Regions from separate parts of the Homo sapiens genome. Here region 2 is linked to region 1. Evidence: chromatin loops called from intact Hi-C (ENCODE). Cell type or tissue: IMR-90. All regions are shown on one strand. Each heading gives the region's core, and the rest is flanking DNA. Links, peaks and the distances in the headings are about the cores only. Region 1 holds the start of LINC01305 (long intergenic non-protein coding RNA 1305). Region 2 has its middle 81 kb from the start of SP3.

Region 1 (10,642 bases), core at 3,513-7,512:
TTTTATAAAGGTCAAATTGGCCTTATCAAACAAAACATCTGCTAGATCAGTGAATGACTGGTGACAGCAGGAGACAGCAGTGCTGGCCTCTCCAATAGAAGTCACTGCAGTTAATGGAAGCTATTATGGGAAAATTCTGGCAAGAAGTTTTCTTTTTTTTTTTTTTCTCCTTCAGACAGCTAAAATTTTTTTAAAGAAAAAATGTATTCAGTTGCTAGGGTAACTGTGGTTTCAAAACTACCATAACAAAAGCCAGATATCACATATCAAACTACCAAATTATTAATTTGACTGGTATTTTAAAATAATTGCTTGAAAGAGATGTTTTCTCCTTATCTTAGCTATACAGAAAAGAGGGAAAGGGAGATCAGGAAGAAAAGAAGAAAAAGGGAGAAAAAAACTGATAGATCTGTTAAGAAATGTTTTTGCCTTGCTAAATATTTGTTGGAAGTAAAAATTCTTTTACATTATGGATACATTTGCATGCAGGATTTATTTAGTCAGATTCAAAACATAAGGAGGATACTGGGTTATTCTGTTTTCAATTTCTATTCCCGCATTTCAAGCCTTGCCTGGGTTTTAAGTGAACAGTTTTCCATTGGGTATTTGGTAAAGGAAATGGTTACTTAGGGGAGTCATGCATGTTCTGAAATCTTTTATGAGTGATTGTGTTTTTTCTGTGCCTTGCTTTTCATCACTTGATTTAAAGTGAATATAATAAAGCCATTAATTGCTTGGATTCTGGAATCAGTCATATCTTGGACTAAATTCCTTTTCTATCCCTTACTAAATTCCTTTAACATCTCTGAGTTTCTTTATTTTTAAAAAGAGTAAGTCCAGGCAAAGTGGCTTACTCCTGTAATCTGAACACTTTGGGATGCCGAGGCGGGTGGATCACTTGAGCCCAGGAGTTTGAGACCAGCCTGAGCAACATGGTGAAACCCTGTCTCTACTAAAAGTAAACAAATAAATAAATTGCTGGGCATGGTGGCATGTTCCTGTAGTACCAGCCACCTGGGAGGCTGAGATAGGAGGATCCATTGAGCCCGGAAGGTCAGGGTGCAGTGAGCCATGATTGCACCACTGTTCTCCAGCCTGGGCGACAGAGTGAGACCTTGTCTCTAAATTAATTAATTAATTAATTAAAACTTTAAATATAAAAGAATATCAGCTGAGGGCTGTGGTGTGCATCTGTAGTCCCAGCTACTGGAGAGGCTGAGGTAGGAGGATCCCTTGGGACCAGGAGTTTGAGCCTATAGTGCGTTATGATCCCACCTGTGAATAGCAACTGGAGTCTGGCCTGGAAAACGTAGTGGGACCCTGTCTGTTAAAAAAACAGGGTGGGGGGTTGGGGGGAGGGGGATATCAGAACAAATGACTGACTGACTTCAACAAATAAATTGCAAGGAAAGGAAAAGAGAGAGAGGAACCTATAGATTAAAAGACACTTGGGAGGTATATTAACTAAATGCAATGTGTGCATGTTTAGATCTGATTTGAAAAAAAAAACTAAAAAAATCATTTTTGACACAACTGGGGAGACTTGAACATTGATTAGATATCTAATAATATTAAGGAATCATTTTAAATGTGTTTAGATATAATTATAGAGTAACATGGTATTGGAGGATTTTTGGTGTTATTTTTTGACATTTTGATACATACCGTAACATTTACAAATAAAGTAATATAATATCTGAGATTTGCCTCAAAATAAGGAAGAGGGAAATGGATGGGATAGAGATGAAACAAGTTTGGCCATGAGCTGACAACTGTTGACACTGGGTGATGGAGATAGAGGGGTTCGTTAAAATATTCTGTCTATTTCTAAATAAATACTTGATTTTTTTTTTCAATTTTCGGACAGGATCTTGCTCTGTCTCCCAGTCTGGAGTGCAGCGGCGCAATCAAGGCTCACTGCAGCTTCGACCTCCCAGGCTCAATCTATTCTCCCATGTCAGCCTCCCCAGTAGCTGGGACCATACGCACACACAACCATGCTCAGCTAATTTTTGTATTTTTTTATAGAGACAGGGTTTTACCATGTTGCCTAGGCTGCTCTCAAACTCCTGGGCTCAAGGGATCTGCCCTGCCTTGGCTTCCCAAAGTGCTGGGATTATAAGCTTGAGCCACTGTGCCCAGCAGATATTTTCTACAATAAAAGTTTTTAAAAAGATATCAGTAAGACTCACCTGGTAAGATTATTGTGTGGATTAAATGAGATGCTGTGTGTAAAGCACTTGGCAGAATGCCTGGTATATAATAACCGCTCAATAAATATTAGCTATTACTTTTAGAGACAAGGCCTCCTCTTCCCCTCCTGGAGAACTATGAAAGCCAGACCATGAAATGTGTGGCTGACTGGAGCAGCTAACCTTACTCCTTCCAAATCAGGCAGCTGCAGGCTGTCATTGCATTCATCCTCATCCAACCTTGCTTCTGTACTAGGCCCTGTGCTTCCCACACACACACTAAAATTCTGTTTTATAGCGGCTGTTGGCTTTGCCTTTAGTTTCACAGTAAGTTTTAGCTGGGAATGTTATTTCAGTGGAAAATGGAAGGCAAGAACTTTTTTAGCTCAACTATTAATAAGTATGGAGCACATTGTTAGGAATTTTCCTATATAGTTTTATTTAACCTTCATAACAATCCTTCAAAGTCGAAATTATTAGCTTCATTTTAGAGAGAAGGAAACACAAGTTTCAAGGCCCGCCCAAGGTCACAGGGCCTTAAGTGGTGGGCCTTAAGTGGTGGGCCTTAATTCACACCCACCTCCTGAGACCTCCAAAGGGCTTGTGCTTACCCAGGAGCCCTAGCTATCAGCTCTGTTGCCTTTCTTTTCCTTATCCTAGCTTAAAAACAACTGCCATCCAGAAAAGGTTAAGTTGACATTCCTAATCAAAAGAGTCTGGACCAGACGCGGTGACTCACGTCTGTAATCCCAGCGCTTTGGGAGGCCCAGGTGGGTGGATCACGAGGTCAGGAGTTCGAGACCAGCCTGACCAAGATGGTGAAACCCCGTCTCTACTAAAAATACAAAAAATTAGGCGGGCGTGGTGCCGGGCGCCTGTAATCCCAGCTTCTAGGGAGGCTGGAGCAGGAGAATCGCTTGAACCCGGGAGGCGGAGGTCGCAGTCAGCCGAGATCACGCCACTGCATTCCAGCCTGGGCGACTGGGTGAGACTCTTTTCAAAAAAAAAAAAAAAAGAGTCTGACGCCGTATTTATCTGTCTTGTAGAGGCAGAGGCAGCACTGGTTTGCAGCCCAGCGGTAAGAGGTCTGCCCAACTGATGAGGAGAGTTACAGGCTTGGGAGTAGCTTGGGCCGGGCAGAGGGGAGGCTCTGAATGTAGTAATAGAGAGAAAAAGGTTTTCAGGATTGCACCGATATTTGTGTTTCATTTCCCCCTTGTTCCAAATGCTGTTCAACTTAAGGGAAGAAGAAAGCAGGGAGGGATACCTTATACGAAAACTGTTCCATTCCGAAAATTAAAAACAGCCAGCTGCCATCAAATACCAAGGGCCCTTATATTCAAACTTCAGCTGTAATTTAGTTGGGAGGTTGCAATGGCACCCTAAACTGTCAAATGATTTGACCTTAGAATCCTGCTTACATAAAGCCGGACAATTCCATGCAAGGGGGGTGTCTGGTTACAACTGAAGTTATTGGTTGTTTACGTCCGACTTGTCCGGGAATGGAGCAGAGAAAGAGGAACCAGAAGAAAGAGAAACTCGCGACAACAGAGTTGCCGAAAGAGAAGTGTTGGCGCCTCAAACTTGAGGATCAGCTTCTTGGGCCCCACTCCAGGGTGTCGCGGGGGTCGGGTTCTTTCCGCCGCCCCCCGAAAGATTCTCAGCTAACCCTTTCCCCGCCGAGACCAAGAGGCCCTCACTCTGACACCACTCCGGGAGCCAAGCTACTGTAAGGAGCTGATACCACCCCTCGCCGGCGCGAACCGCCCATCTCCCCAGACCCGCCCACCCCCTGCTGCGAATCCCTGACGTTCTAGCCCGGCGAAGGTCCTCTTAAATTAGGAAACAATAGCTATTTAAGAAGAAGCGCAAATAACCCGCGCTCTGCGCGCCCAATCGTGGGATTCTTGGGAGTTCCCCGCGGGCAAGGAAGTCTGCTGCTCCCCGCAGCTGCGGAGGAGAGGAGGGAGCCTGCGTGCTGGGGCAGGGTGTCGCGAACTTGGGGCAACCCACCTCCAGAGCCCCGCCCCCGCTTTCCCGCCTGCCGGGGACCTGCCGAACGCGGAACCACCCTCCTTCCTGAGGCAAATTTGGGAGGGGAGAGGTCCAGAAGCTGTAGAGTCGGGGCGCCAAGCGCCAGATTCTGCCGCTCGGAAGTTGGGGGCAGTCCCCAGTCCCGCCTCAGGCCCCCGCGCTCACAGGGCGCTCCGCCGAGGGCGCGGGCCAGGCGCGCGGTGTCACCTCCACGAAGTCATTTACTTGCCCTGAAGGAGCTGGCCCTCGACCCCTTGGAGGATGGAGATTCCTCCCATTCCCTCCTCCGCCTCCCCCAGGTCGGCGAAGAGACGTGGAATTGAGCTGGACCGATGATTCCGCGAGCTCTGTAATTATGCACACACTGAAATCTTCACCGTTGACTTAAGTTACTTGGCGCTGCGAGGGCTGGGGCCCTGCATATTGATTAAATGCAGCCTCTATTTACCTAAACAATAAATGTAGAGATTAGCAACGTTCACTTGATCACAATAATGGGATTGACAATTAAGGGGCAATGCATCCCAGATGTAGCGGAACCTATGGGCTGCGTGCAGCAGGCAGAGGGCTTCTCAGAGAGGGGCGCTGGGCAGTTGCGGCGGCGGAGGTAGTGCAGAGCAGGAAGCAGCGCGGAAGCACAGCGGGAGGCGGAGGGGGACGCCCAGCCTCGTCAAGGTCTTCGGCCACCCCGCCCGGGAGGCTCGAAACTGGCTTTGGGGTACCTGAATGCCTCGACTCCCAGGGAGACATCGGGAGCTCGGAGCCACTCTCCCTGTGGCGATGGCACCTGCCTCAAGGCCGTCTCGCTTGCTGATGCCTGGCCGGGAAGGAGGATGGACGCCGCTGGCATGTGCCCTGGTAAGTGTGTCTGTTTGTCATCAGTGTACATTCTGCATGTGGCAGCAGGGCGAGGGGGAGGCGCACGTGTCTAAAGTGCACGGAGCCTTCCTCTACCCCTATGTATATACCCTTCAGTCAATGTTCCAAGAAGCGGGTCAGGGCGGAGGGTATCCATCTGGACTCTGGAAGGGCGTGGGTTTGACATCGGTAGGTGTGACAGGAAAGTCCAGCCTGTCAGAGTTGGGCTCTACAGTGGCCGAAATCAAGAAAGGATGGACGTGTCGGCCCAGGGCTGGCCTGTTTCCGGATATGTCACGGGGGTGCCTCGTTCCTCGAGGGGAGTTTTAGGATGTATCTTTTTTTCTCACCCTCTCACTGAACTGTAGGGTTCTGAGAAGAGGTTCTAGGAAGGAGAGGGCTGAAAGGAACTAAGAAAAGAACCCAGGAGAGTGGAACATGGGGTAATAAAAGACAGATGAGCACAGTTGGGTGTGTGTGTGAAACCGTGATCCACCTGGAAGGGGTTCCAAACCCTGGACTAACATCGCATACTGGCTGCAAAAGACACATGCGTGTTGCTTCTCTGCTCTTTCCCTCTTCTGTCTGAGCCCCATTATCAACCTGGAAGGCTTCTCATTCCACATTTAGACACAAACAAAAGGATTTGTCCCAGACACTCAAGAACAAGCCAGGACGAAGCCCTTTCCCGCCAAACCACGAAGGCCGGGAAATAAACAGCGCCTGCCCAGGCTCTGGGCGCGCGAGCCCAGGAGAGGACTTGGGTGGGAAGAGGATCTAGAAGATCGGAAGGAGGGAGAGAGGGAGGGAGAGAGGGAGGGAGGGAGAAGCTTGGAAAGAGAAGAGGGAGGAGGAAGAGGAGGGACCAGCAAGGCAGAGTTGGACCCGGGGTTCTGTTATAACCGCCCTTCCCCGCCCAGGGTCTTTCCATCCCCTGTCCCCCTCCCCCATTTCAGAGCTGAAGGCCGACTGTGGGAGGAGGAGGTTAAACAAAGGGAATCCTCCTCCTCTGGGACGGGTGAAGTGCGTTTGTCTTCTCCTTGCAGGCTCTGGAAAAACTGGCAGGAATTTCCTTGTCGTGAGAAGATGGACGAGTGTGTCTGCAGCCGAGGAGACAACTACAAACAGACTTTGGGCAGGGAAGGCGGGCGGGCGGGGGTGGGGGTGGGGGCGGGGGCCTGCTTTGATCGCTCCAGCTCTGTTGTAATTTTGTCTTCGCCAGATAGATTAGCTGGAACCGCCAGCCCTAGCTTGGAGTTCCGTTCCACGGAGTACCCTCCCTCCCCACCCCCAGCGTCATCTCGCGCCTGGAGCCGGGTCGCCGCTCCTTCCGAAGTCTCGCTGGAAACTTCAAGGGCTGATGGTTCTGTGTTCTTGACGTAATTAGGAGGCCACGCAGCTCTCCAACACTCCGTTAAACAAATATGTAAGTCGTCCTCCCCCTCTCTGGGGACAGACTCTAGGGAAGGAGGCAGCTGGGCCCGCTCCGGGTGGTGTCCTTGGCTAGCGGAGTGGCGTCGCTGTGACCTTCCGCCGCCCCTCGGGGCCTTGGTCTTTCTAAGCTCTTTCTTAGGAAGCGGAGAGAGGGGCAGAAAACGTGCACCTCGCCACCCACCGGACAAGCCGAGAGGACCTTGTCTTTGCTTGAAAAGTTTTCTAGATAAATCGCTCGGGTGGTTCTAAGCTATGACGAACTAGAGGCTGGGCCCGGTTCTTCTCCAGAACAGCGTGTGGATGTAAAGGAGATGAAATCGTCCTCCCCCACTGCTTTCTTTTTCTTCCCCATATAAATCAGTCATATAATTCATTCGCATTGTTTAAGGTACATTGATCAATCTAATGGCTTGTAATAGTCTCCTAATTGCCACTTGCAGACTCCTGCAGGCTCAGATTTGAAGAGGGAAGGTTCCAGCCAAGTCCACCTTAAGCCTGAGTTTGGGCGACTACAGAATCCAGGAAGAAAATCTAGATGGCATGGTCGCTCCGGTCTCAGTTCTACAGGGGAGGGAAGAAAGGGGGTGTTAGTGGGGATATTTGCTGTTCATTTTTCCCGCAATCTCCCTTCCAAATCAGTCACTGATTAATGAGCAAAGCCCATGCCACAAGTTATAGATTACTGTGGACTGAGGATCATTTTGTTAATATCAGGCAAGAAACTTGCCTTACTTGCATCCCTGTGTCTGTATTTACAGTAACAACTTCCTTAGTCACAAACTGATATGCTTTTAGCCATACCTTTTCTTCTTACTTACTTATTTTTAGCATCATCAGGAGTTGGGATAGGAAATAACATGGGGGAGGGGTGTGTTAAAGGGAAGGAAGGAAAAGCCATCCTTTATCCCAGAGTGTCCTGGAGGTATGCCTACACTCCTGTTTAACATCTTGTGGTTGTAGTGCCTTCTCCAAGCCCTGGATGGAGGAGGAAAGAGTTGGAAGCCTCCTCAAATCTGCCTATGAAAGGGTAAAACTGAGGAAACTGGTACCCTAGCTATGAGAAGCTGAGTAATGATCAGAATCCTCTGGCCTCTGGCTTTTCTTGATATTAGTTCAGGTCTATGCAAAAAAATTGCTTTAGTGTCTCCAAAGGTGGTTCCATTAGAGTTGGCTGAGACAATACATGTGCATCATTTTGGAAGAGATGCTCTTAAAAAGAAGAAAGCCACTACAGAATGCCACATTTGCTTAGGTCTAAGACCCTTCTGTGGTAGTCGGTGAGGGAGGGAGGAAAGTAAAACCCCAAGCTGAATAGGCCCCCCATAGTTTCCGAGTGATGCAGTAAACAAATCTATGATGCTTGTTGAATAATCTTCCAATAATTGCAGTCATTAAAATCATCACACAGTCTACAGTCACCTTCCTTCCTTTGACACACCAGTCTTTCCCTTAATTGTTAATGCATTTTTGGCTCAGATAAACACATAGAGGCCAGCTTAAAATATATGGCCCAGATACATCTAACAGCAGAAAATTAGTTGTGTAACAAACGTTTGGACTGTGCTTAATAGACTAGGGGTTTTCAATTTCTTCAGCAGACCCTACAGAGGCAAGAAAGATTTGCATCTTCTACCACTGCTAAATAGCAGTGACGCCTCTGAGATACAAAAAAAAAAAAAAAAGAAAAAAAAGATGAAAGTCCCATTGGCCTATTGAATCTTCCTTGCTCTTTCATTTGCAAGGGTTGGGCTGGAATTAGGACATTATAGAACAAATATTAAAGGAAAGCTTAACAGAAACTGTGGGAGAGTTCCTCAATTTTCAATTAATTTTCTCCATCCATTTGATCTCAACAACTGGTGCTTTAAAAAATATAAATATGTGTCAACTATAAAAGATTCCCTGCTAATCAAAGGCTGTATTTCATTTTCACCCACCACTGACAAGACACCAACCGTGGAAAGGATTCACCCGACTCAACAGGCACTATGGACCTTCCTGGGCTTCCTTCTCCCTTGTTCATGGCAGGCAACATTGGTACACAAGGGCAGCTTTTTCTTTTTTTAACTCAAGTTATTAATGTATCTCCGCAACTCCCACACCGTGCTGACCTGATAATCACTGCTCTAGTGAAGATCATGCAAATGAAAAGCATAATTAATTGCACAAATGATTTAAAAAGGAGCGCTGTGGCTTTGCAAATAAATAAAGGCAGTTGGGAGGACAGGTCAGATAAATGCTTTTTATAGGCTGGGCTCCCTTCACCCCCACCCCCGCCTCCTGGTCCCGGTGGTCCAGACTTTGACTGCAGCCAGCCTGGCCAAGGCGAGCACCTTCCGTTCCTCCTCCCCTAACGCCTCCCCTTCAACCTTATTCCGGAGTCCCCCTAACTCCACCTCACCCCACCCCAACCTCACCCCACCCCAGTGGTGTATACCCGCTGCTAGACTCTGTGCTAGGTCAAAGCTCCGGGGAGACTGGGCAGCCACCTAATATTTAACCAGCTACTACATATCCAGTTATTCAGAAAATAACTGGTCCTCCCAGTCGCCACTACGCTTCCTGCACATCAGGAAGAAGCATTTTATCTGTGGCTATTGGACCTGTGAAGGAGGTCCAATCCTTCCGATTAGCGCTAATGACCGAATTGTTTCCCTGGCTTTGCCTGCTAAACAGAGCAACTTGAGCAGTTGCTCAGATCAAAGCTCCCGGGAGAGGCAAGATGGGAGAAACAATATTTGTTCAAAGGAAGTGAACTCTTCCCTTTAATTACCCTATTCTTCTTTATTAGGAATCGTATTGAATTTTTTTGCAAAAAAATTATGTTGGTTTAACCATAGTGTATTTATGATGTAAATATATTCCAAGATGAAAACGTCACGGATCAATTGTAAAGGACCCGGATACATAATTTTAAAAAATCAGTTTCAGTGTATATGAGGTTCTCACCCCACTTTCGCTGCTCAGTCAGATTTGTTTATGCAGAATCGACATTTAATAGTGCTAATTGCACTCCAGTTAAATTGCCCTGATTGCAGAAAGGGAAGCAATTTTCGTGCTCTCTGTCTGGGTTTGGAAGAAATTGTTTTATATTCACCTCTTTATAAAGAAGTGGAGATAAGGCACCGGGGCCTTTGCACAAATTGCACTTAGGGGCTGACTGGCAGCATTCAGGCGCTATAATAGAGCATTATTTGGCCGTTTTGAATAATGTAAAGCGTTTGCTGAAAGCTATTCTCCTGAAAATTGCTTTAACTTTTAAAAGGGTGATGATTCACTCCAAACCAGGCCTTTGTTACATTGTCATTATTTCCCCAAATGTTTTAACAGTCAGCTCAACACTTTAGCATAACACATTGATCTTTGTTTAAAAACTAGATTTTTTTAGAGGATGAAAAAAATCTGTCAGACGAAAAAAATCTGGACTTCCTCCGAAAGATTTCCTTGGGGCCCCACCTTAGAGTTGAAGTGGCCCGGGTGTTTGCCTGCGTTCGTTTGGAAGATTTCCCTAACTTTTATTGTGATGCAGACGCGTGTATCTAAAGGAATATGCGAGTGCCCACGTCTAGAGTCTGACAGCTGGAACTACGGGGAAAACGGCGGGAGGGGGAGGGGAGGGGATCCGAGGGGAGGAGGAGAAGAGGAAGGCGAGCAGGGCGCCGGAGCCCGAGGTGTCTGCGAGAACTGTTTTAAATGGTTGGCTTGAAAATGTCACTAGTGCTAAGTGGCTTTTCGGATTGTCTTATTTATTACTTTGTCAGGTTTCCTTAAGGAGAGGGTGTGTTGGGGGTGGGGGAGGAGGTGGACTGGGGAAACCTCTGCGTTTCTCCTCCTCGGCTGCACAGGGTGAGTAGGAAACGCCTCGCTGCCACTTAACAATCCCTCTATTAGTAAATCTACGCGGAGACTCTATGGGAAGCCGAGAACCAGTGTCTTCTTCCAGGGCAGAAGTCACCTGTTGGGAACGGCCCCCGGGTCCCCCTGCTGGGCTTTCCGGCTCTTCTAGGCGGCCTGATTTCTCCTCAGCCCTCCACCCAGCGTCCCTCAGGGACTTTTCACACCTCCCCACCCCCATTTCCACTACAGTCTCCCAGGGCACAGCACTTCATTGACAGCCACACGAG
Region 2 (10,642 bases), core at 3,983-7,982, 440 kb before region 1:
AAAGGATAGGATCCCATATTAGAATTGCATTTAGTAGATTCTGACTCTAGACCATCAAGTTAGAACTGATTCCGATTTTGTATGTGTGTATCCATTCAAAGATTCATTATATATTACCACCCAGGGGTATTTAAAATAAGAAATGTCTTGGGAATACATTACACAGGATAGAGGCCCTGAACATTATCTCTCTGTGAATGTACAGTTAGTATTAGCCATGGTGTTTGGACATGACTGAAAGCACTTTTTCTGTCTAATAGAACCCTGCCATTGCTTTAGACAATCAGAAGCCTTCTCAATAAGTACATCAGGTTTTGCAAACCTGATCCTCCTTCAGAGGCATGAGGGAAGCCCACTGAGTGAAACCCACAGTGAATTTTGGAGGTAAGACTTCCGTCTTATAATGTGAACAATCACACTCTAGCACATCTGGATCAGAATTGGAAATGTTCACTTATTCAATTTTCCTAAGGCAGCACAATTTCACTAGTGATTTTAGCAGACTAAAAGAAAATCTCTAAAACAAACCCAAATGCAAACCTAATAATGGCTCATGATTTCCCTTTTGAAGTCTCATCTCAGCCACTGCTATGTGTCCCCTAGAGATCTCACTGGAGAGTTGGTCACTGGGTTTTTGCAACTTTCCCATAGACCTCACTTCAACAGCTAGAGATGTGGGCAGATGCTGAGTAACAATTTTCCTTCCATTGCGGAACATGAGTCAGGGAGGGAATTCGCTGTGCAATGACACACAGTTCGCATCTTTCAGGTGCCAAATGTTCAAAGGATTAAAATACCTCCACTGGCCACTCCACAGAATAAGATAGACAGTGGCCCAATCGTGAGCTCACACTGCACCCATGACTTCGCACTCCAATAGGGAGGGCTGTGTCGTTTAGAACTAATCAAAGAGGGAGCCTAAAAGAGACAGGTTCTCCTTTCATGGGCCTCGTGCTCCCTCACCATACCTGCTCACTCAGGTTTACAGGAATAGTTGAGGAATCCGAATTGTTCCATTGAGCTGAAGAGTAAAACATGTTGAAGATGAGGATTGAATTATCTGTGTACTTCACGAGTGATGGAATTGCCATAGCAAGAGGCGTGGTTTCCAGAAAGCTGACAGCATCTGAGCACATTTGCCCATCCCACGACCATTACCTCCAATCCATAAAGAAGGGAGGAAACCTCCCTCTCTGTTTTATATTTATTCCCCTCTGAAGGGAAAGAAGAAAATGATAAAATTAGGAGGCTGCACACTGCCTGAGACATTTACATTTAAGCTGGACCAAACACTACCCATGTATCACAGGCAACAATTTCGCCCTAACAGGGAAATGGACTAAGTGACTTAATAGGTATTTTCCATCTCTAATTTCCATGATTAAAAGAAAGAGGTTGAGAGGGGTACATGTGGAGCCTATTGTGAGTTTGCCAATGAATCCTAATTTAGATCAAAGAGAGTCTATGTGACACTGAACCATAAACACCCTAGTGTGCGTTACTTCAAGGAAGTTGTTAGTATGTCCCCCGATGGCTATTATGTGATATAGTTGCGCTCGATAGCCTGCACCCTTTAATTACTAATATAGAAGAAAATCCCATATAAGAGGGAGGAATGTAAATGAGACCTCTGCTCTTTTGAACATTTTATGCATTTGCCAAATTAAAATTTGCTGTGGACTTTGGTTTTCCCTGATTGCTGTTGGTAGTGATCATTTGGCTCATGGGATTAAATCCAACTTCCCAAAAACTATTTCCGATCAGTGTGCAGATTTCAGATATTTATATGTGCTTTGCACTGAGACATGAATCATCAGAACCAGACTGGGGACAACTTCTTTGAAGTTTTGAAAGGTATGGAAGAAATTCTCTTTCTTCTCTTTCATTCTCATCTTTCTGCCGATCATTGTTCAAGGGCAGGTTGAAGGGGCTGCAACTGAAAGAGGGGCTCCAGGAGTCCAGAGGCACAATGTCATACCACACTCATGCACTGCCTGCAGTATGTGCATGTAGCTTTCGTGCACAGAGGACACCACTTGAAGGACTCAGGTCTGGATCAGTAAGCATGACCGTACTCACTTCAGTGGGGGTTGCTCACATTGAGTTTTAAAGCACAATTGCAAGATGAGGGCAACCACAAACGTCAACTGGATCAGCACGATTTTAATGATACTTCCATCTTTAGGATTTTTCTGTCCTCAGCCCACCTGTAGAAAAAAATAATTGACTACTCGGGAGGCTGAGGCAGAGAATCGTTTGAGCCCAGGAGTTAGAGGCTGTAGTACGCTGTGATCACACCTGTGAATAGCCCCACTTTGCTCCAGCCTGGGGCAATATAGTGAGACGATGTCCCTGAAAAAAAAAGAAGAAGAAGACTTGATAACAGCTTTGCACTTAAATTAACAGCTGAGTGTAGAATCAGACCCTGTACAAAAGCAAAGGTGCTTATTAGACTGAGTGACTGTGGAAGATGTTAACCATTCAGGGAGATCTGCCATGCCCAGTACTGCATCTTGTTCAATAAAGCAAACTCCTTCTTTGCCATCTGTCTCATACTACAAAGAGATAATAATAATAAAATCATTGCTTAATGAGTAAACTAAGTAGATGATAATTCCCTAGTAGATCATATTGGTGTTCTTCTCCAAAGGCTGCCATATTCTCAATGAGGCAGAGAACACAGGGGAGAGCGCGTGATTGTGCTCAGACGGGGATGCCTAAAATCAAAAACCAAGGCAGCATATGTCAGTATTTAAAGCCCCATCAAAGAAACATCCAACTTTTCAGCTGTAACCCAAATATAAATTTTCCTTACCCTGTCAATTAGCAGATTACAAAACTTCTGTAGCAGGAAGACCATTCTGCCAGCAAAGCCGTAGTGTTTGGAATGGGTCCAGGTCAGACAGATGGTGTGGAAAGAGGGTGCAATGAGACGTTTCCTATCAGCAAAGTCAACTGTTCTTCCATGCAGCACAGGCAACCTTTGAAAGGAGGAGCCACAAGGTGAAGTGTGTCTCCCATGCAGCTGGAGAAGCGTACAGATGTCTAGAGGCACCCAAGTGACACGACAAGCACAACAGTGGGCTGCCTTAGGAGAAGCATTTAGAAAAGAAAAATATGCAAAGTATCAAATAACTGGAAACCTTGTTCTTTGATGCCTAAAAAGTGCCCCCCACCCTAAGCTGATGAGCATAAAAAGCAGAGTCATATCTTCTCCAAGCATGATATTAGGATAACAGAGAGTTCTTGACTTCTTTGGAATGCTGACTGTGCTACGTACAGTCAAAATGATATAACCATGGGAAGAACACAAAGGATATTTGCTATACTATTATTAAACGTCACCTGTGCATGTCACAGTCTATTTGCAAAACTCATTCACTTATAAATAGCACCTACTCGGTTGCACAGAAAAGCTTGATTCAGGAGTGAATGATTCATAAAGTTAGTATGCATAGGAACAATAACAGTCCACTGAATCTTAAGTTTTAAAATGAAAATACTGATGACTACTTTAACAATTTTTAACTTAAATTTCCTTTCATTATGATCAAAGAAGCAAAGCTACTTCATTAACGTAAATATTTTTAGGCCAATAAAAGTGTCTTTGGGCTGGGCTTGGTGGCTCACGCCTGTAATCCCAGCACTTTGGGAGGTGGAGGCAGGTGGATTGCTTGAGCCCAGGAATATGAGACCAGCCTGTGCAACATGATGAAACCCCATCTCTACTAAAAATACAAAAATTTGCTAGGCGTGGTAACACATGCCTGTAATCCCAGCTACTTGGGAGACTGAGGCAAGAGAATCACTTGAACCCAGGAGGCAGAGGTTGCAGTGAGCTGAGATTGTGCCACTGCACTCCTGCCTGGGTGACAGAGCAAGACTCCATCTCAGAAAAACAAGAGTCTTTGTTGCTGTCTCTCTAAATTAATCATGACCAGCCACTTGTAAACACCAACAATGCCCGAAGCACTTTACCTGTGTCAGCTGACTTAATCCTCTAAACAACACTGCAAGATGGATTTATTGTCATCATTTTAGAGGTAAGAAATTAAAGACCCAAGAAAAGAGCCTGGCCATGCTCTGACAGTAACTCACAGCACCACTACTCTAATTCCAGGGATCTAGTTCAAATGCCTACTTTTTCTCCATTCCATCACCATGCCCCACAAAGCGGGAGGTGGCTATTTGCTGCAAGTTCCAAGTCAAACTGTCTTCAGATGGAGAAGTACCACCTGATGATGCAGATTGATTGGCTTAATGCAAAAGGGCCGGTTGTAGTTCAGTCATAATTCCTGTTTCAGCTAGCTCCAGGTGTTGGCTTGTGGTGCATGATTTTGCACCTTGAAGTGTTGTGTGCCCAAGCACAAGCTGGAGTCCTACCTTGAGGTAGTTCCTCCTGAAGGTGTTCCTGTATGACCAGGAACCTGGGTCCACCTGGCTACCTGTCTTCTACCAAGTGAGAGAGAGAGAAACACAAAAGGTGGTTGTGGCAATTTTGACTTTCACAGTGCCCTCCTCCACCAAGTCCTGAGTCTTTTTCTGCTACACGTTTTGCTCACTCACCCACAGATGCTTGGGGTGCGGGGTCTCTCAGCTGAAATCGTGTAGAGAGGAGACATTGAGGCCATTATCCTGACAGTACTGGGTTAAATTCTTTTCAGCTGCTCTAGCAAAAGTGGACTCTGCCTTCACACAGAGGCTGGGTTTTCTTTGACATGATCTTGATCGAACAGAATAGGAGAGAACTCACATGTCATGCTCTGTCTACAGCAGGCCCTGATTAAAGGGAATAGAGACCTGGCATCACATTTGATGCTACAGAGATTTCAAAACCAAGGCCAGGTTGACCTGCCAAGCCTGGAGTGGAATTTTATGACTAGTACCACTATTTTCACTTCAGAGTAAACTATAAGGAAGAGGATCCAGTGATTAAAACAACAAGTAACTTGGTCATCAGTTTAAGCTTTTCAACCCAGGCCCCTGCCCTATATCCACACCCTGCAGAGGGGGAGAAAAAAAAGCACAAAAGCCTCATAGAAGTAACAATTGCTTATTTTAATGTTGGCAACTTATAACTGACAATTATGTTGTTAATTGATAGTTATTTCAATGAGTTGTCATCCATGTAGATTGTTCAGATTAGCAGTGTTGTTTTTGCATTGTGATTAAACCACTGGGTAGCTGCATAAAAACTGTTGTCATCTATTACAGATACATTCTAACATCTCAGAAGAAAAAAAGGGCCAAGCCCCATTAAAGATACAGACGATTTTTAAAAGAGGCTGGGAGTCACAAAGTCTTGTTAAAATATAATTTTCACCAGAATTCTAGATTAATGAAATGTAACATTTAATTAGAGAAATTCCTTTCTATGTAAATGAAGTATTAATTACACAAATGTCAGTAAAAGAGGGAGCAATCGTCAGCAGTGAGGTTACCAGGCACACCAAGGAAAACATTCCTCCTGCCTAGAATGAGGCTGACAGAGACCCCAGGCTTGTCCTTGGAACTGACTCTCTCAAATTCAGGACAGGTGGCCAACTACAGGATACAGCTGGTTTCTTTTTAGGACTGGAGACCAGAGCAAGTAAAATCCCACAAGTTTAGCCTGAAGGAAAGGTTTAGAATAAGTTCACAGTCCAAGACTAAATAGCATTTATTAGCTCTACATATAAAAACAAAACAAAACCCTCTACTATATCTTACTTAAAAGTTTTCTATGGCTTCAAATCTTGAAAAAAACAGATTGGATTTCTAAGTTATTCCACTGTATAGAAGCTTTAAGCTGTAGTCATTTTATTAGCAATAGAAAAGTGATCTTGGACATCCGCTGGCAACAAAGCCAGAAGCCCAAGCTGGCCCCTCCTAATCCACAGGGCAGTCCTGGCCACAAGGTGGCAGTTGCCCAAATCTTAGGCAAAGTGACCTGTTGGAACTAAAGAGTCTAGAAGACATGTCATAGAGTTTTAACATAAATTTGGATGAAAAGCATTCCAGTTATCAGCTTATTCAAGCAGCTATTTCCTCTTAACAACCCTGGCAGTAATTCTTGTTAAATTGGAGCAAGATTCCTTTTCATATCAACTGAACGTTTTTTTGTTTTTTTTTTTTGAGATGGAGTCTCATGCTGTCGCCCAGGCTGGAGTGCAGTGGCGCGATCTCTGCTCACTGTAACCTCTGCCTCCCAGATTCAAGTGATTCTCCTGCCTCAGCCTCCCAAGTAGCTGGGACTTACAGGTGCATGCCACCATGCCTGGCTAATTTTCATATTTTTTTTTTTTTTAGTAGAGATGGGGTTTCACCATATTGGCCAGGCTGGTCTCGACCTCCTGACCTCATGATCTGCTCGCCTCAGCCTCCCAAAGTGCTGGGATTACAGGCGTGAGCCACCGCGCCTGGCCCATACATCTTTTTAAATTGCTCTTTTGTGGGAGTTGCATCTATGCAGTATTACCTACATTTCTCTGACTCTCTGCTCCTGATGCCTCCGCAATGTTGCTACCCCCTCAATTAGCATTGCTGTGCTACTGTCCCGTTTGAGGATGCAGTGGATCTGTGTGGGTTTACACTGCACAGAATTTTTTCCTTTCTTCTGACAAAAGGATTCTTATTTTCTTTAGATAACCACTCCTCACCTACACTCTTCTCTATGGGTTGGGTGGGCCAATCACCACCTCTGAGGCTCAGAGCTGGGCATGTATCTCAGGTCCAACCAGTCAGGTTATTCCATTCCTCAGGCCACAGTTAATATATTAGAGATAAGCACAGAACCCAGTCAGTCCAATAAGAACCCACCTTACAGCTTTTTCTGAAACTCCTGGGAAAGAGAAAGGAAGCACTCTTTCTTTAAGGTGGGGAGAATGTAAGCTTGGAGATGCTGGGCCATCACATGGGTAGAACCTGATGAGAGACAGGCTTTCACAGGACAAAGCAGAGTCAAGGTAGAGGAGTTCCTCACAGGTGCATAGATTAACAATTGGAAAAGTGCTTTATATATTTGTACTAGGGTTGAGTAAATAGGTAAACATATTGTAGGTAAAGAAAGCCAGGTTTCTCACTGTCAAAGAAAGAAATTAAAATCAGGAAAGGGGAAAAGTCTAGAATGAACCTTGAGATTCTGGGATTAGAATTGGAGGTACTAGTGTGAACTCATGGTTTTTTCCCCAATATAGATCCAGATAGATAATACAGAAATAAATACAGATATATGTATGTGTGCATGTATGCATGGGAAAATACATATATTTGCTAGCCTTATCTGCTAAGCAGGCATAGATGCAATGACATCCCAGTAATGATGAGCACACCTACCACCCAGATCTTGGGTTCTAAATACCATTCTCCAATAAAAGGAACTGGGACTCCTTGGAGAAGTGAATGAATCCATGGCTGGGGTAGAGAAAATATAAAATGAGCCTGTAATATCTGTTGGTGCTGGAAAGTAGGCAAGAGCTCAAAAAAATGATGAAGGCATATCAGAGAGCATAAAAGAGTTCCCCAAAGCAAAACCTGGAACCATTTGAGCAACAAAATAAGTATTGGATTATAATACTTGAATAAAATAAATATTTATGATATCAATAAATTTTATTTTTTCAACAAATAAGTGAACAAATAAACAGAAAAGATACAGAAAAAATCCAACAAATGTAGAAGAAATGAGGGAAATAGAAAATTACTAATAGAAAAATATAGTAAGAAATTTTGCAGGAAAGTCCACCAATGGTCTCTAAAATTAGTGGGGAAAATTTTGAGGAGAAATAAGATAGTTGCATAGTCTCAAAGTATCTCATTCCAGGTATTTAGTAATGACAAAGGGTATAATAACGTTCCATTGGAGAAACCCAGCAGACATCACTTAAGGTTAACGTTCTCTGTAATATGATATGTCGACATCGTGTACAACTAATTTGATGGCCTCAGAAGCCTGTAATAATTCCTAAGACATTCTTACCACAAATGCATAACCTCAGGCTAATCATAAGAAAAGAGTGGACAAGCCCAACTTGAAGGACATTCTGCAAAATAACTGGCCACTGCTTTTTAGAAATGTCAAGGTCATGAAAGGTGGCAAAGATTGAGGAAATGTCATAAAATGGAGGCCACTAAGGAGGCATGACCACTAGCGGTGACATGAGACCCTCGACTAGATGCTGGAACAGACTTTAATGGAAAAACTGGTGAAATTTAGTCTCTGGTTTTATTGTATTGTACCAGTGTTAAGTTCTTGGTTTTGGTCACTGTTTTATTGTCATGCATGACGTTAATGTGAGAGGAGACTGGGTGCAGGGTATGCAGAAACTTTCTTTACTATTTTGCAGCTTCTCTATAAGTTTTAAATTACTCCAAAAGAGTTTTTTTTTTTGTTTTTTTTTTTTGACGTAGCAGGTGAAAGTAGAGGGTCACTGAAGATTAAAGGGCAAGAAAAGGAGGAAAGGAACCGGAGGACCTGATGACATCATGTGAGCTTCTGAGCCACGCTATGATGGAAGCTAATTTACTCCAGGGCTTTCTGGTAGTTCCTGGACAAGTGTGCAAATAAATTCACTACATTTAACACAATACTAAATTTAGATAAGTATAGTAAATTCACAGGCCATTGAAAAGAAAGAAGGGGAAAAGTGTTCAGCCAGGAAAGCAAATAAGAGCTGCAATTTACAAAATGTTAAAATACTGCCATTAGTATTTTTTTTAAATGAAAGTTTGAAATGTTTGTAAATATGCCTCTTCAATTTGCCCAATACTTTTGAATGCCACTTTTGGTTATCAACTGAATTCACTTTTTTTTCCATAAGTAGACCACCTACCTAAATAGTGTTCCTGAGAAATGTAAGAAAACTCAGCCCTAAAACATCATTCTATTGGCCATGCCACAGAACATGAAATTCACCTCATTCATCTAATTTTGGGTTAAGGCCTCGAAGGTCTCTCTTAAAATGTAAATGCTATGGCCCAATCTATAAATATTCATCTCAGTGCTCTCTGAAGGAGTAATATACTATTAATATATTATTAATCATTAGCAACTTAGCCCCAATTTATTAATCAGATTAATTTATGTCCCATGGTAGGGTCTTGGAGGAATGGAACATAGAGTGAGTAATTTTTAATGAATGACTAGAAGAAAGGATTTGAAGTCTGAGAGACATGTGCTGACTCTGGGGATCCCATTCAGAGGTACTAGGGGAAAAAAGAAAGAGGAGCAGAGAGAAAAGGAACAGAGGAAAAACAGCACAGTGTCAACAGCAACCCTGCCAACAATTCCTGTCCATAGCCACCATTTTCAGGAATAATATAAGCATTCTTTAAGGGACACACAGATCAGGTCCATCACTCAGTTATTCAGGTTGTTCCTGGACAACCTGTTTCAAGTAATGGCCAAATCCAGCCCAAGCTCCCTTTGTCAAGCTGCAAGTCCTGCGGGGGCCTGCAGCTGCCCAGAGCAATGCCTTCCTCTAATTCATGCAAAAGTTCTGCAAGGGCAGCCCTACACAAAAATCATTTTTAAGGCTTTTTCACCCAAGGAGGAAAAGGGCATGTTGACATTTTCTGGTTGCAAAATCCTCTTCCACTTTGGAGACTGTGACAAGAAATCTCATTGCCTTCCTCCTTGATATGGTTTGGCTGTGTCCCCACCCAAATCTGAGCTTGATTTGTAGCTCTAATCCCCATGCATCATGGGAGGAACCCCATGGAAGGTAACTGAATCATGTTGGGGAGTTTTTCCCATGCTGTTCGTATGAGATCTGATGGTTTTATAAAGGGCAGTTCCCCTGCACATGCTCTCTTGCTTGCCACTATGTAAGACATGCCTTGGCTCCTCTTTGCCTTTTGCCATGATTGTGAGGCCTCCCCAGCCATGTGGGACTGAGTCCATTAAATGTTTTTTTCTTTATAAATTACCCAGTCTTGAATATGTCTTCATTAACAGCATGAGAACAGACTAATACAGTAAATTGGTACCAGGTAGTGGGGCACTGCTATAAAGATACCCAAAAATGTGGAAACAACTTTGGAACTGGGTAACAGCCAGAGGTTGGAACAGACTGGGGGGCTCAGAAGAAGACAGGAAAATGTAGGAAAGTTTAGAACTTCCTAGAGACTTGGAGAGCTCAGAAGACAGAAAGATGTGGGAAAGTCTGAAGCTTCCTAGAGACTTGTTGAATGGTTTTGACCAAAATGCTGATAGTGATATGGACAATAAAGTCCAGGCTGATGTGGTCTCAGATGGAGTTGAGGAACTTATTGGGAACTGGAGCAAGGTGATTCTTGCTATCCTAATTTAGCAAAGAGACTGGCAGCATTTTGCCCCCGCCCTAGAGAACCATTAAACTTTGAACTTGAGGGAGATGATTTAGGGTATCTGGCAGAAGAAATTTCTAAGCAGCAAAGCATTCAAGAAGTGACTTGGGTGCTCTTAAAAGCAATCAGTTTTTTTCATTCACAAAGATATGGTTTGGAATTGGAACTTATTTTTAAAAGGGAAACAGAGCATAAAAGTTCAGAAAATGTGCAGCCTGACAATGCAATAGCAAAGAAAAGCCCATTTTCTGAGGAGAAATTTAAGCCTGATGCAGAAATTTTCATAAGTAATGAGGGGCCAGCTGTTAATTGCCAAGACAATGGGGAAAATGTCTCT

The links. A loop is a pair of places that touch in the nucleus more often than their neighbours do. Peaks named below come from ENCODE experiments on the same cell type or tissue, not always from the same donor. Only the 100,000 strongest peaks of a DNase experiment are listed, where the experiment ranks them.
Region 2: it touches region 1 in a loop (3-fold over the local background); 4 of 110 quality-filtered maps call a loop at or near these places.

Annotation. Positions count from the first base shown.
Region 1 is chr2:174,322,327-174,332,968 of GRCh38, forward strand. It overlaps LINC01305 (long intergenic non-protein coding RNA 1305), which reads left to right and starts at 3,701. Exons shown (of 3, transcript NR_038897.1): 1 at 3,701-5,084; 2 at 6,131-6,510; 3 at 6,959-8,317. RefSeq lists enhancers at 3,805-4,622, 4,090-4,209, 6,259-7,074, 8,989-10,060. In IMR-90, for the core only: no CTCF peak of the experiment used is centred there; no DNase peak of the experiment used is centred there; H3K4me3 peaks cover 712 bases; H3K27me3 peaks cover 3,923 bases.
Region 2 is chr2:173,878,710-173,889,351 of GRCh38, forward strand. No RefSeq gene overlaps it. Among named protein-coding and RNA genes, the nearest start is that of SP3, 81 kb to the right of the region's middle. In IMR-90, for the core only: a CTCF peak has its summit at 5,902 (motif pointing right); no DNase peak of the experiment used is centred there; H3K27me3 peaks cover 338 bases.